2 separate regions of the Mus musculus genome follow, and region 1 is linked to region 2. The links are chromatin loops, found by intact Hi-C in ENCODE. Cell type or tissue: heart. All regions are shown on one strand.

Region 1 (8,000 bases), 320 kb before region 2:
AAGCTGATGGTTATGCAAAGGGGACAGTGTCTCTGTGACAGCTACTTCCAGGGTTGGCCTTCACTCCCACATCCATACATCAGAGTGTGTCTGGTCCCTCTGAGCTCAGCAACTCCCCCAGCCTTTCTCAGTGCCCCTGGCTGGGATCCATATCAATCCCACTGCAGGAGCTGCGTTTCAACTGTGTTTTCTCTACAAGAAGTCTACCAAATGCTAAGGCTCTTGTCTCAATTCACCTGTAGGTCTGGAAACTACACGATGTCTAAAATATCTTTATAAGCCCGGTATTACCAGGCACAGAGCTTTACATTCAATAAATGTGTTAAGCATTCTTGTTACTGGACCGAAATCCTGCAGAAAAATCTCAAATTCCTCTGCAAGTCTACAACTTGGAAATGAAAACCAGATCTATCTGCAAGAACTGATGACCCAAGAAAATGGCATAACAATTAAAGTAACATAGTAAATATGTCAATAGCAAGTTTACAGTGTCAATCAATAGCCAGCCTGGTCTACAGAGTGAGTGCCAGGACAGCCAGGGCTACACAGAGAAACCCTGTCTCAAAAAAAAAAAAAAAAGAAGAAGAAGAAGAAGAAGAAGAATGCTACATATTTTTTAAGAAAGAAAACTCGCTTGGTCAGTGAGTTAACATCCCTGCAGTAATTATTTCATTCCTGGGGAGGAGGAGACAGATGGCTCTCTGGAGCTGGCTACTCAGCCAGGCTTGTGTTACCTGTGAGTTCCAGACCAACAAGAAAACCTACCTCAAAAGTGAACAAAGTAGACGGTGACTGAGGAATGACACCTGAGGTTTCACACACACACACACACACACACACACACACACACACACACACTCTAAATCATTTTTTAAATTCTTTCTGGAAAAAAAAAAAGCCAAAGCCCAGTTAGGTAAACTGAGTGAGTGTCCAGAGAGCCCAGGTTGCCTCAACCCTCCTAACCACCTCTCTAACCATACTAGACTGATTCCTCAGTGAGACAGTATTGTGACAAGAACACTGTCAACTCAAGGCCAAACTACAAACACTAAAATGTGAGTTCACTATGAGAGACAAAACAAGACCAAACAAAACCTCAAAGAACCCCTGCAAGCGCCCTTGTGGTCCTTAGGATGTGAATACTAAAGCCCCGCTCGCTCGGATTGTCCTCACACATAAAGATAGTTTTCGAGTTCCCAGGAACTTATTTATACTTTGTTCCCCAGAACTTGTGGGAGACCAACTCCAAAAGCTCACTTACCCAGAAAGCACTGCATGCTGCCCAAGACAGTCCACAGACATGGCAGTTGCCTGTGAGAAGGAACACAGTTTTAGTTCTACTGACAAAATAACCAGGGGAAAAGACAGACCTACCTTTGACTCTTCTTCCTGTTTCTCAGGAAGTCCTTGGTTGACAATAATCCGTTCTCAGGTGTTAGTGTTCTGCACTTTCCAGTGGCTCTCAGCCTTCTTAACGCTGTGACCCTTTAATACAGTTCCCCATGCTGTGGTGACCCCAACCGTAAAATTATTGCATTAGTACTTCATATCTATAATTTTGCTACTGTTAATGAATTGTAATATGTTTTTGGAGATAGAAGTTTGCCAAAGGGTTGCGAACCATTGTTCTTTTAGTTCCCACCCAGATCTTTTTTGTTTGTTTGTTTGTTTTTGAGACAGGGTTTCTCTGTATAGCCCTGGCTGTCCTGGAACTCACTCTGTAGACCAGGCTGGCCTCGAACTCAGAAATCCTCCTGCCTCTGCCTCCCAAGTACTGGAATTAAAGGCCTGCACCACCACACCCGGCTCCCACCCAGATCTTACATTCACTTTGGCAAATGATCGCTTCTGTTTCACACACACACACATACATACACACACAGACACACATATACACACACTCACACACATACACCAGGACTATACACAACCAAGACAGCATATTCTAAGTTGTGGAGAAAGATGTTATAGAGCCCTCAGGGAATCTAACTAGCACAGAGCAAGAAACAGCTACTAACAAGACCTTCTACTCCGGAAGCTAACCTGGAACATTGCTACCTACATACCCACAGAACACCCATTTCTTTCCACAGCACATGGGACCTTCTTGAAGCCATATGGCATATTTCTCAAATACCATCCCTATTGGATCCAAGGTTTTATTCTTAATATTTTAGCCATTGTTTATTATAAAGGGTTACATGAAGCTATTGTTATGCCAGTTCCCAATGTACTTTGAGCATACTGTCAAACGGACCCCTGCACCTCACTATCCTCCAAGGTAATATTGTTACAAATGTGTCCCATCGACATTCAGTCTGAAATTCCATCTCGTAGATCCTAGTGAGCATCAATGTCATGACTCAGAGCCTCATCTCCAAGTCTGTACCAAGGCTAGTGAAGGTACGGCATGTGGCTGCCTGAATCCTGGCAGTTACAGCCTTACCCTGTCATTCCTGTATCATCTGTTTGGTCACTAAATGCTCTCAGTTCTTTCCAAGAGCGCATGCTAGAAGAACTCACTTTGTGGATGCTGCCACAATCATAACCTATGAATGGCAGCACCAACCCCACCCCCACTGGCCTCACTAATGGTTTTCTCACACGTATCTACCACTCAAAACCCATGTCATGCCTAGTCCTGGAGACATGAAGCCAGACTGTTCGCCCAGAGGGTGAAAAGTGGTTAGAACATCCTTCATAATGCCCTAGAATCCTGAGCAGAGGGAACCCTGGCTGCATGGGCAAGCTTGGCGCCATGCCATCTCTAGAACCCTTCTGTGTGATGTATAGATTAATGCTGTAAAGAGAACAAGGTGGCTTCCCCAACAGGGAGCAGCATCTTTCTAGAGGGCATCTCATGGAGGATCTGACCATAGCCCCAAGATTCTGGGTTCTTGATGCATACCCCTTGTGCCTGCTACACACGGCTAATTAATAAAACACTCCTCTAGCTAGAGTGGCCAGTGGTTTACTGACATGATTAAGGAGCCCAAGTATCCAGCAGGGGAAGAATGGAAGATTAAAGAAAAGTAGTCACCATCACAGTAGATTATTATTCAGCTTTTAAAAACAGGAATTCTGATAGATTCTGATAGGAATGATTCTTAGGATTGCACCAAGAGAAACACACCCAACGAGACACTAGTACAAGATGGTTCCACTTAAGGCTTGTGTGGAGGCTCAAAACTGTCCCATCAGCGTGTGTATTCAAACCCTTGTTCCCCGTGGGAGGGGTTGTTTGGGAAGGCTATGGATCCTTCAGGAGGTGCTGGAGGAGTCATGGGAAGCAGGCATTACCGCTTTACCCCACTTCTAGCTCTCCCTGTGCTTCCTGTGTGTGGCTGGCATGTGATCTCTCAGCTTCCCCTGACATTACGAACTCTCCCTCTAGAACCACAAGCCCAAATAAACCCTCTCTTTAGTTACAGTATTTTATTACAGCAACAACAGCCAACACAAAAGGTTGACACACATGCAGCAGGAGAGCTCACAGAGACAAAGCAGAGGCTGACAAGGTTGGGGGAGTGTTGTTTAGTGAGTATAGACCTTCTATTTGGAAGGCAGCAACTGAGAGAGTTAATCACACCGGCCAGTTAACCTAAAGAGGAGATGGGATTCCCATGCCACCTATGAAAGACAGACAAAGGGGTCCCAGGGAAGGACCTGATGGTGACCTCTGGGAGCTGGAAGCAAGGCCTCATCGACAGTCAGTAAGAAGGCAGGAATTGCCTGGCGTGGTGGCGCACGCCTTTAATCCCAGCACTTGGGAGGCAGAGGCAGGCGGATTTCTGAGTTCGAGGCCAGCTTGGTCTACAATGTGAGTTCCAGGACAGCCAGGGCTACACAGAGAAACCCTGTCTCGAAAAACCAAAAAAAAAAAGAAGACAGGAATTTCTGTCCTAGCCCCTAGAGACTGGATATTGAAATCCACTTGAACAAGCTTGGAAATGGATTCCTCTGAGGTGAAGCCTCCAAGTGGAAACATGGCTCAGAGATGCCTTGATTTTGACAATGAGGCACTGAACAAAGAAACCAGCCATGCAGTGCCTGGACGTCTGACCCACAGAAATCTGAGCTAAGAGATGGTTATTGTTGTAAGTTGCTAAATTTGTAGTGTGAGGCATACAGTAACAGAGCACTAAGAAAAGACAATCTGGCAACAGTCCAAAAGTGCCGTGCCTTTTGTCTCAGGAGCTCTGCCTCTGGTATCTACCCCAGAAGGTAGCAAATGCTTTCTGGACAGAGCTGTTTACTTACAACTCTAGCATGCATATCTACACAATGGAATGCTTCTAGTAGCATTTTTAAAAACACAAAAATGCATCAAGACTGCAAATATATTATAAATCACCATATTAAGGGATCTCCTTTTACATTTATTTATTGTTTGGGGGGGTGGATGATACGTGTGTGTGTGTGTGTGTGTGTGTGTGTGTGTGTGGGTCAGAGGGTAACCTGCAGAGGTTGGGTTTCTCCTACCACATGGGTTCCAGGGCTTAAACTCATGTCACCAAGCTTGGTGGCAATCACCTATATCCACTGAACCATCTGTCCAGCCCAGAAAGTTACTTTTTAAAAGAAACCACTAATTAAAAAAAAAAAGCTACCAGTATATTTGTAGGGAAACATAGGGAGATTATGCTAGGTTGACCCCATGAAGAAGTGGAAAGGAGGTTCTCTCACCAAAACAAGAAGCCATCTGACCAGAGAAAAGGACGAGCTGAGGGGACAGGGGCGACGGTCCAGGGCCTTACTGCTGACAGGGCTCCATACATGAGATAAATGAACGGATGTGCTAAGTGAAAAAAATGACAATGAACAAAAGGTGCTGAGCCGTTATAAAGAACGGGGTGTGGGGTTTTATCAGACGCCAAGGCAAGGGAGGAGGGAACACTTGCAGTGACGTGGGTAGAACTTCCTATCTGCCTGAAGGAAGGGGCTGGTAGATTACAGATAGACCAGCGATTCAAACTTGAATTATGGATAGACCAGCGATTGTACCCCCTATTAAAACTTGTACTGGGGACGAGTGAGGTGGCTGAGTGGCTGAGCAGGTAGCTGTGTTTGCCATGCCAGCCTGACCACCTAATCCTCAGTGGAAGGGAGAACCGCCTCCATCCACAAAGCTCCCTGGCCTCCTACTGTGCACTGCAGCGCTACTCACCTACACACACCTACACACACACACACACACACACACACACACACACACACACACACACACACGACTAAGTAAGAACCATAGAAGAAAGGCATCCTTAAATCAGGCAGTGGTGGCGCACGCCTTTAATCCCAGCACTCGGGAGGCAGAGGCAGGCGAATTTCTGAGTTCGAGGCCAGCCTGGTCTACAGAGTGAGTTCCAGGACAGCCAGGGCTGCACAGAGAAACCCTGTCTCAGAAAAATAAAAGAAGAAGAAAAAGAAAAAAAGAAAGAAAGGTATCTTTAAACAAGGCCAGAGAGATGACTCAGCAAGGAAAAGCAAAAGCACTCGCCATACAATCCTGACAGTCTTAGTCGGTACCAAGAACCCAGGTGAAAAGCCAGATATGGTAGCACACTTCTGTACTTCCAGCATTCCTATGGTGGCGAAACAAGAGGCACTGCCTTAAACCAATTTCTAATCTGTTCTCTGACCTTCGCACACGCATGCACACACACACACTGTGATGCATACATGTAATCCTAACACTTAGCTGGCTGCAACAGGACGACCACATATTCAAAGCCAACATGGGCTATATTCAGTTAAAAACACAGAAACAAACAAACAAAACCAAAGTGACCTAGCAAAGAAATTAAGACAGGATCAGAATCAATGATCGTTCTGACCTAAAAGGCCCTGCTTCCAGGAATACAGCTTTACTAGACTGCAGCTAAGTCTGCACAGACCTTCCTGTCTCCCCTACTCAACCACTCCCATCCTCTGCCTTGTTATCACTTCTTCCCGGGAAGGCCAGGAGCCTGCCACCAGCTGTGCTCCCTGTCATCTCAGAGACTGCTGTGCTAAATCTGGCCATGGCTCTGCAGAGTCAGCAGGACTGAGTGCATCCTCAGTGGAGTGTAGCCTTACAGACTACCTTGGAGCTTCCTGTCCATTCCCGCAGCCCATCTCAGAGCTCTCCCCTCCCAACGCTGCCCCCATATGCCAGCCATTATCAATTCTTTAAGATGAATTCCTGCCAGCCCTCCAAACTCACGTCTGTCTCTTTCTCCTTCCTCCTCTCTCCCTTACCCCGCCCCCCACCTTCCTCCCACTCTCACCTCAGGACCTTTATACCAATGGCTGGTTCTGCCTGGAAGACTCTTCTATCCTTTATCTGGCTAATTCTTTGTCTTTTTGTGTGTCTGTATCTTTGTGTGTGTGTGTGGTGTGTGGTAAGTACACTACACATGCATGTCCCTGTGTGTCAAGGACAGAGGCCAACATGGAGTGCCTTCCTCCATTGCTTGCTTGTTTGCTTGACTGACTGACTGATTTACAGACTTTCTCATGGAACCCTGGAACTTACCAATATGGGTAGGCTGGCTAGCCAGCAAGCTCCAAAGATGGTCCCATCTCTACCTACTCAGTATTTGGATCACTGGGGTTTACAACCATGCCCAGCATTTTATGCGGGTCACAGGGACCCAAAATCAGTTCATGAAGTTTGCACAGCAATTACACAGATCTCCTTCTTCTTTCCCCCCCCCCACCCCGCCCTTTGGGATTCAGTACAGACACTTCTAAGGTTTTGCTGGACCGTCCTCTCACACCCCAGGATGAATTAGCTACATCTGTGTATCTGCAGGACCTAGCATTCTGTTTCTTGGCACTTGAGATATTATAATGGTATTTAATTATAGTACATTTTCTCCATTAGATTGCAATTTTCTTGAGGGTAAAAATCAATTTGCTAGTATAATGCCTACCACATGCTATTTGTTAACATATTAATTTAGTGACTATTTGGTATTAAAGGCAACTTAAAAATGGTCTTAAATGCTTATGCTACACAACAACATATACATCAGTGTTCACAGCAACATCACTCATAAAACCCTAAAAGTGGAAACAATGTCCAACAACTGATGAATGGATAAATAAGAAGCTGTATAGCAATAATGGACTATGACTCACTTATAAAGAGAAATGAGCACTGGACACTCATACAGTGGATCGTTACTCAACTATAAAGAGGAAGGAGCAATCCTAACACCTAGGAGGCAGGCAAAGGCAGGAGGAGCTCTCTGAGTTTGAGGCCAGCCTGGTCTACGGAGTGAGTTCCACAGGGCTACCCAGAGAAATCCTGTCTCAAAACAAACAGATAAAAAACCTGTTTCAAGTCAGGGTGAGGGTATGTTCTAGAAATGATGGTGGGGACGGACATATACTAAAACTCCTTCAGATGTTCACTTTAAACAGGCTAATGTACAGTTAATCCCTACAGCTCAGAGATCTGTTAGCCAGGAAAGCCCATGAAGCCGGGTATACACTTGTGATCCCAGCCTCCGGAGGCAGAGGCAGGAGGAACTCTGGGGGTTCAAGGTCAGCCTGATCTACATAATAAATTCCAAACCAGTCAAGACTAAATAGTGAGAGCTTGCCAAAAACAAACAAACAAACAAACAAACCTCATGCTTTATTATTTTTGTAATATTTTTATTTTTAAAAAGATAACAGGTAATTATGTACTTAGTAATAGCCAAATGCCGGGACAGATTCTATTACAAATCCATTTTTGGACTTGCAGTTAAATATTAGTACAAATACAAAAACTGATCTTGGGCTGGGCGTGACAATACATTCCTGTAAGCTCAGCACTTGGAAGGTGGAGGCAAGGAACATCAGGAGTTCAAAGTCACCTACAACTGAACCGTGAGTTCAAGGCCAGACTAGGCCACATAAACTTGACAGAAGAAGGAAGGCAGGAAGGCAAAGTATGTTGTCTGCTTATCCTTCCAATCAGTGCAAGTCAGAGCTGGGCCATTTCTCAACACCAGTTTGTCTCCAGCCTG
Region 2 (8,000 bases):
GAGAAAGAGAGAGAGATTGTTTTGATCACCTCAAATTTTACCACTTCACAAATTTCACAACTGTGTACTAGTTGTTCGGTGTGCTGACTAGTTTTTATGTCAACACAAGTCAGAGACATCTGAGAGGAAGGAACGTCAACTGAGAAAATGCCTAATGTCAGGCTGTAGGCAAGACTGAAGGGCATTTTCAATTAATGACTGATGCGAGGGCCCACACCACTGTGGATGGTGCTGCCTTGGGCAGGGAGCTCTGGGTATGTAAGAGAGCAGGCTGAGCAAGCCATGGAGAACGAGCCAGCAAGGAGCTCCATGACCCACGCTTCAGCCCTGCCTCCAGCTTCCTGCCATCAGTTCCTTCCTGATTGCTCTCCAGGACAGACAGTGGCATGGAAGTAGAGGCAAAACAACCCCTTTCCTGCCCAAGGTGCTTTTGGTCAGGACATTATTCATCACAGCAACAGAAACCTAAGAAAAAACTCAGAAACATGAAAAAACCAGCAGGGTATCTGGGAAGGATGGTGAAGACCAACTAAATACTTGCCACATAATGACAGCCCATATCGCTATTTTAAAACCTCACCAATGCTGGGCAGTAGTGGCCCATGCCTTTAATCCCAGCACTTGGGAGGCAGAGGCAGGCGGATTTCTGAGTTCGAGGTCAGCTTAGTCTACAGAGTGAGTTCCAGGACAGCCCAGGGTTACACAGAGAAACCCTGTCTCGAAACACCAAAAAACAGAACAAAAAAAAAAAAAAAAAAAAAAAAAAAAACCCTCACCAAAACGAAAGGGAGGAAGTGAGAAACCACAACAGTGCACAGGACCCGACAGAATGACTGAGGGCTGGGAAGTGAGAAACCACAGCAGTGTACAGGACCCGACAGAACGACTGAGGGCTGGGAGTGGGTTTTAATAACTTCCTGGCTTGGGTTTTGTAAGCCAAATCAAAGCATGACTTGCCTTGGTATTACAGAGCCGGAGAGCCAAGCCTAAGCCGTGCCGACATGGAGAAGATGGACTGAGGACAGAGCTCATGTAATGGCGCAGGGAGCACAGGAAAGAGCTCCCCTGCTCGGGCTGTAGGATGGCGCGTCTCTTCGGACACAATGCACTGTGTCAGCAATGAGCCGGGATTCAGGCTATAATCTTAACTACAGCACCTCAGGGTTCTAGGGATTCTGAACCACAAATTTACATTCAAGATTAGCCTAAGCCAACGTTCAAACCAGGGCACCAAAGAGACATAAATTTATACCTAGCTTTGAAAAATGCAGATTAACCCTTCACCTTAAAGAGCACCATCATAAAAGAGAAATCAGAATAGCAGCATAACCCAAAACTACCTTCTAATACAGATCCCTCAGCTAGAGGTCACAAAGGAAATATACTTAAAATGGTGGCACACAGAAAGCAAGACTTTAAGAGTAAGATCCTATCTGGGAATGGTGGCAGATGCCTTCATTTAATCCCAGCACTCGGGAGGCAGAGGCAGGTGGATCTCTGAGTTTGAGGCCAGCCTGGTCTACGGAGCGAATTCCACGACAACCAAGGTTACACAAAGAGACCCTGTCTTGAACAAAAACAAACAGATTACGATCCCATGAAAAAGCAAATGTGAAGACTAAACAGGGATTTCTAAAATATGGAAAACTCAGTTACTGAAATTAAGTTTAGATTGTGTTGAAGAAACAGTGAAGACACAGGAAACAAGCAAAAAGCAGTTCAGAAAGAATGAGCGGGACGTCAAAGAGAAGTTAACCGATTCACAGACAGAAAGGAAACCTGCTTGCCTAACAGGAATTCCAGGAGACAGAACACAAAAGATGCAATAGTCAGAATGCCAGAGAATTTTTCTAGCCAGATAAAAGTTCTAAAATCTCAGATTTAAGGAACAAAACAAAATCTACACCCAAGCTGAAAGATAATGTATCATCTTGAGTGAGCTAACCCAGACCCAAAAGGACATGTATGGTACATACTCACTGAGCAGTGGCTATTAGCCAAAAAGTACAGAATACCCACGGTACAATCCACAGACCGTAAGACGTTCGAGGAGGAAGAAAGCCCAGATGAGGATGCTTCGGTCTCACTTAGAGAGAGCCTGGGTGGGGATGGAGAGGGGGAGTGGAAAGGGATGGGGGTGGAAACAGGAGAGAAGGCCAGAGGGCCAGGAGAATGACTGGAATATGCAGCTTCTGGGGGTGAGGTGGGGAGACCTGGGATGTGAGAGACTCCCAGGGCTCAATGGAGGTGACCTTAGCCGAATCCCCAACAGTGGGGAGAGGGAACCTGAAGAGACTACCTCCACTAGACAGGGCCCAAGTGGAAAGACGGAGCTACTAACCCACTGTCAAAATTTCTGACCCAGAATTGTTCCTGACTAAAAGAAACGCAGGGACAAAAATGGAGCAGAAAGCAAAGGAAAGGCTGTCTAGTGACTGGGACAAATTGGGATCCATCTCCTTGTGGGGGAGGAGGGCATCAAAGCCTGACACTGTTACTGATGCTATGTTGTGCTTGCAGATCAGAGCCTAACATGGCTGTCCTCTGAGAAGGCCCTACCAGCAGCTGACTGAGACAGATGCAGATACAGCCAACCATTGGACTGAGGTCGGGGACCCCTATGGAAGAGTTAGGAGAAGGATTGAAAGCACTGAAGAGGATGGCAACCCTATAGGGATATATATGGCAACAGTATCAACTAACCTGGATCCCTGGGAGCTCCCAGAGACTAACCCACCAACCAAAGAGCATACATGGGCTGGTCCAAGGGCCCCAACACATATATATCGGAGGACTGCCTGGTCTGGCCTCAATTGGAGAAGATGTACCTAATCATGTAGAGACTTGAGGCCCCAGGGAAGGGGGGTGCCTGGGGCTGAGGGAGGCACCTTCTCAGAGGCAAAGAGGATGGGGAATGGGATGAAGAACAGTGGGAGGGGGACTGGGAAGGGGGGCAATATCTGGAATGTAAATAAATAAAATGATTTTTAAAATGACAAAATTAAAAGAACTTATTGGACTGGGTGCAAAGTGGGGCAGAGAGGATGAAGAACTCTGAGGTTTGGGCCCGCATGAGCAAGAGCACAGTGTACACAGGGAAGGGATGTGCGGGGGAACTGCTGGAATGGAAAGAGGCTTTTGGTTTTTGAGGCAGGTTTTCTCTGTGTAGCCCTGGCTGTCCTGGAACTCACTCTGTAGACCAGGCTGGCCTCCAACTCAGAAATCCACCTGCCTCTGCCTCCTGAGTGCTGGGATTAAAGGGGTGCGCCACCATTACCCAGTTTAAGGATGCCTTTCTTCTACAGTTCTTACTTATTCGTGTGTGTGTGTGTGTGTGTGTGTGTGTGTGTGTGTGTGTGTAGGTGTGTGCAGGTGAGTAGCGCTGCAGTGCACAGTAGGAGGCCAGGGAGCTTTGTGGATGGAGGCGGTTCTCCCTTCCACTGAGGATTAGGTGGTCAGGCTGGCATGGCAAGCACAGCTACCTGCTCAGCCACTCAGCCACCTCACTCGTCCTCAGTACAAGTTTTAATTGGGGGTTGGGGGGCTTTTGGTATAACATCAGGGCTCGCCTTATGAAGAGAAGGGAGTAAGGGACCCACCTGACACTTAAATTAACCATAGTAAAAGAGGCTTTCCTCAAACTTTTTTTTTTTTTTCCGAGACAGGGTTTCTCTGTATAGCCCTGGCTGTCCTGGACCTCACTTTGTAGACCAGGCTGGCCTCAAACTCAGAAATCCACCTGCCTCTGCCTCCCGAATGCTGGGATTAAAGGCGTGCACCACCACGCCCAGCTTCTGTAGGCTTTTCTATATCATCTGTTTTCAAAGTTTTAAATTATTTCCGGCTGGAGAGATGGCTCACAGGTTAAGAGCAGTGGCTGCTCTTCCAGAAGTCATGAGTTCAATTCCCAGCAACCATATGGTGGCTCACAACCATCTATAAGGGAGTCTGATGCCCTCTTCTGGCCTCCAGGTGTATATGCAGCTGAGCATTCATATTAAATACATTTAAAAACATTTTTTTTAATTGTTTCATCTTGCATTTACAATAGCTTTGCTTGAGTAGTGGGGTTTTGGCAAGAGCCCCGGACCATGTAACTGGATATAACGAATGCAGGTCAGCCTCGTTTTCATCCTCAACCAAAATAATTAGAACACAACTGCTCAGCCTCTCCTGTAAGAAAAATCCACAAGAAATTACAAATTTAATAAATGTGAGTCTTGCTATATGCTCATAACCATCCACAAAATAGTACCAAGATTCTTTGACCAGAACTTTGGTGAGAACATAGACACAGACTGTCTGCTCCAAGTGAACGGTGTGCTTCCCTGACATTAGAACAGATGAGTACAGCAACTTCCACACAAACACGCGGGGATGAGCAGCAGAGTATTTGCAAAGGATCAGTATTAATAACGCAGTCCCTGAGGCGGCGCACAATTTCTCTCTTTAATTTTTTTATATTTATTTTTTTCTGTTGGGGCAGAGGGAGACGATCATGAGTACCACACTCTGTGTGTGGAGGCCACTGGACGACTCGTGAGGGACACTTCTCTCATGAGGCTTGACAACAAGCACCTTCACGGCTGTGCCATGTTAGCATGTCTATCTGTAATTAACAAAAAATCTCCACAAATAAAACTGTGTGTTACAGAAATGAGAGGGAAAAATAATTTTCCAAAGCAGAGCTGAAAATAAACCAAACTGTAATTTAATATATCTAGATATATTAAAGAAAACAAAACAAAGAAATCTCTTATCAAAGACTAATTAGGCAGACAAAAATAAATAGCACCGTCCAGTCTTAGAACGGCTTGGTGTGCCTGAGTGCTTGCTTTCCCAGGGTGACTTCTGCCCTCTAGTGCATGCTCAGCGCTCACTGCTGTCACTAACCAGCAGACTTTAGTCCTCTCTAGATGATCACAGTGCTCTCTTCACAAACCATTCCCACCCTTAAGCTGGGTGAATTCTGCACGCGCAGTAACTTTCCACGCCTGCTCTACTCATGCAAAAAGGCTTGTTGAAAGCACTGCAGTGTTTTCACACCCTGAGAAGTGCAGCACAGCTCAGACCTAAGAACACAACAAACATGGTCTACAGTACAGACACACCTCTCCGGCTCTCTAATTTTACTTTGTGAAGACTTCACACACAGTTCTTTTGTTCTTGTGTTATTTTGTTAAGTCAGGGTTTGCTAACATCCCTGGCTTGCCTAGAATTAGTTGTGTGGATCAAGCCAGCATCAAACCTGCAGCAATCTATCTTCTTGCCTCTGGCTTCCAAACTCTGGGATTAAAGACTTCAGTAGCCACACCCAGCTAGAGGTCCTTTTTTTTTTTTTTTTTAAAGAACACTTTAAAAGTATGAAAGGAGGCTGGAGATGGCTCAGTGGTTAAAAGCATTGACTGCTTTTGCAGGGGACACAGGTTCAGTTCCTAGAACCTACATGGTGGCTCAAAACCATCTCTTTAACTCCACTCTCTAAGGAATCGTAACATTTTCTGGCTTCTGTGGGCACCAGGCACATGATACACAAAAACACATACAGGCAAAACACCAATAAACACAGATTAAAATTTTTAGAAAAATAGAGCTTGTTCTAGCTACTGCTAATCTACAAAGTCTTGTAGGGATATACCCTGGAGGAATGAAAACACCCAATAACAAAAAAGTTTGTACATAAATGTCCACAAAACATTTTCAATAGCCAAAAATAAAAACCACCCAAAGTCCATTAATTAGCACCCACATAAACAAAATGGAGTATAATCTTTTCTTTCTTTCTTTCTTTCTTTCTTCCTTCCTTCCTTCCTTCCTTCCTTCCTTCCTTCCTTCCTTCCTTCCTTTCTTTCTTTTCTTTCTTTTCTTTTTTTTTTTTTGGTTTTTTGAGACAGGGTTTCTCTGTGTAGCCCTGGCTGTCCTGGAACTTACTCTGTAGACCAGGCTGGCCTTGAACGAAGAAATCCACCTGCCTCTGCTTCCCAAGCGCTGAGATTAAAGGCGTGCGCCACCACTGCCCGGCTTGGAGTACAATCTTACAATTACATTAGTCTACAAAGGAGATTTAAAAAAAGAGTAAATTATAGAGAGATGCTGAAGCATAAATAAACCTTGAAGATGTTATGTTAAGAAGTCAGTGGAGCCAGACAGGGCCTGGGAGGAGCCTCAGTGGTTAAGAGGATGAGCTGCCTTTTGTTTGATTTTTCGAGACAGGGATTCTCTGTGCAGTCCTGGCCATCCTGGAACTTGCTCTTAGACCAGGCTGGCCTCGAACCTGCCTCTGCCTGAGTGCTGGGATTAAGGTTTGTCGCCGCCGCCACCGGGCTTGACTTGCTGCTCTTGCAGAACCCCGAGGGTCTGTTCTGAGTACCCACATGACAGCTCATCACCACATAGACCCAGTTCTGAGGACTCTAACAGTCTAGCTCCCACAGATACACACACGGGCAGACATACATGTGGGCCAACACTCATACATATAAATTATATAAATACATCTTCTAAAAAGAACAAAAGGAAATATTGGGATTCCATTCATGAAACGTTAAAATAAACAAACCTGGACCAGAAAGTCCATGAGTGGGTTTGGAAAGACAGAGTAACTGGTAACAGGTCTAGTGTTGTAGCTGCCCATTACGATGGATATATCCTGTGTGTATGCCACAAACTAATAAGTGGTAAAATTCAAATTGATAAATTACATAGTGTCACACTTAGTCTCATTAAAGCTTTTAGTTGTTTTTGTTTTGTTTTGGGCCAGGTTTGGTAACACACACCTGTAACCCAGCACTCAAAGGTTGAGGCAAAGATCACAGGCTTGAGGTCAGCCTAGCTATATAGTAAGATTCTGCAATTAAAACAAACAAACAAACAAACAAACATTCCAAGTACACACTTCTAAACAAACAATGCATTGCTTTCTTACAAAAAATCACTTTCTGATCTCTCATATCAGAGGTCATGTTTGCTAAAGTATCTATTTTCCTCTATTGTTAGTAAGTACCAATAAACTTTCATTCATGATATCCTAGACAGTTCTGTTGGGACCCTGCTGGAAGTCTTGCTTCTTGAACTGAACCACTCAAGGGACTCAGCTCTAGAGTGTATGCAGGCTTTTAATATACATTCAACTGTAAACATGTCATGGGAGAGAAAAATATGAACATATCCAAAAGTAAAACAAAAACCAAGCCTAAAAAACTAAGACAGTCAAATTCCAGAAACATTTCCTCCCAATATTGTGGCTGTTTGATTTCTATTACTTTGAGAGAAGTGGTCACTGCTCTTTATCAAAACTCAATAATTATGCTTATTTAAAAGCTAAAAATAAGCTAAGTTCATAATTACCAACTTCTGAGGGCTCTGGGAAAGATCACATTAGCTGTTTAGAAAGAAAACTATCTACAAATGTGAGGTTCCTGGGAGAGTCAGAGACAACGACAACTGACAAACCACTGGATCAAGTGTTATTTACTGCTGGTTTTCAGTGAAAAACAAAACAAAACAAAACAAAACACTGTTTTTTTCTTTTTTTTTCGAGACAGGGTTTCTCTGTGTAGGCCTGGCCATCCTGGAGCTCACTTTGTAGACCAGGCTGGCCTTGAATTCAGAAATCCCCTGCCTCTGCCTCCCAAGTGCTGGGATTAAAGGCATGCGCCACCACTGCCAGGCTCAGTGAAAAAATCTTATGTAGTCCAGATGGACCATAGACTCACCATGTAGTCAAGGCTGGCCTTGAACTCACAGATCCTACTGCCTTCACTTCTAGATACTAGGATTGCAGTCCATTATCCAGTCCATTATCCAATTTGAGACTTAAATCTTCATACGGATCTATGACAAATCTTTTGTTTTTGGGACAAACACTGCCTAATCTGATACCACCAGGAGGTTGTTTGAGATTCAACAATAAAGCCTTTTTTTCTATGTCCAAGAGGCAAGACAAGATAAAACCACATGGGAAAAACAACTCAGTGCTTTTCGCAAGGACTGTGAGTTCC

Evidence for each region. A loop is a pair of places that touch in the nucleus more often than their neighbours do. Peaks named below come from ENCODE experiments on the same cell type or tissue, not always from the same donor. Only the 100,000 strongest peaks of a DNase experiment are listed, where the experiment ranks them.
Region 1: it touches region 2 in a loop (2.3-fold over the local background); 2 of 42 quality-filtered maps call a loop at or near these places.

Annotation. Positions count from the first base shown.
Region 1 is chr8:111,504,631-111,512,630 of GRCm38, forward strand. Wdr59 (WD repeat domain 59) reads right to left here. Exons shown (of 26, transcript NM_001170742.1): 2 at 1,262-1,311. Among named protein-coding and RNA genes, the nearest start is that of Wdr59, 13 kb to the right of the region's middle. In heart, no CTCF peak of the experiment used is centred here; DNase peaks (open chromatin) are centred at 4,901 and 6,011; H3K4me3 peaks cover 461 bases; H3K27ac peaks cover 2,795 bases.
Region 2 is chr8:111,820,560-111,828,559 of GRCm38, forward strand. The region is part of intron 5 of Cfdp1 (craniofacial development protein 1); the gene reads right to left. Among named protein-coding and RNA genes, the nearest start is that of Cfdp1, 30 kb to the right of the region's middle. In heart, CTCF peaks have their summits at 3,968 (motif pointing left) and 4,856 (motif pointing left); DNase peaks (open chromatin) are centred at 342 and 832.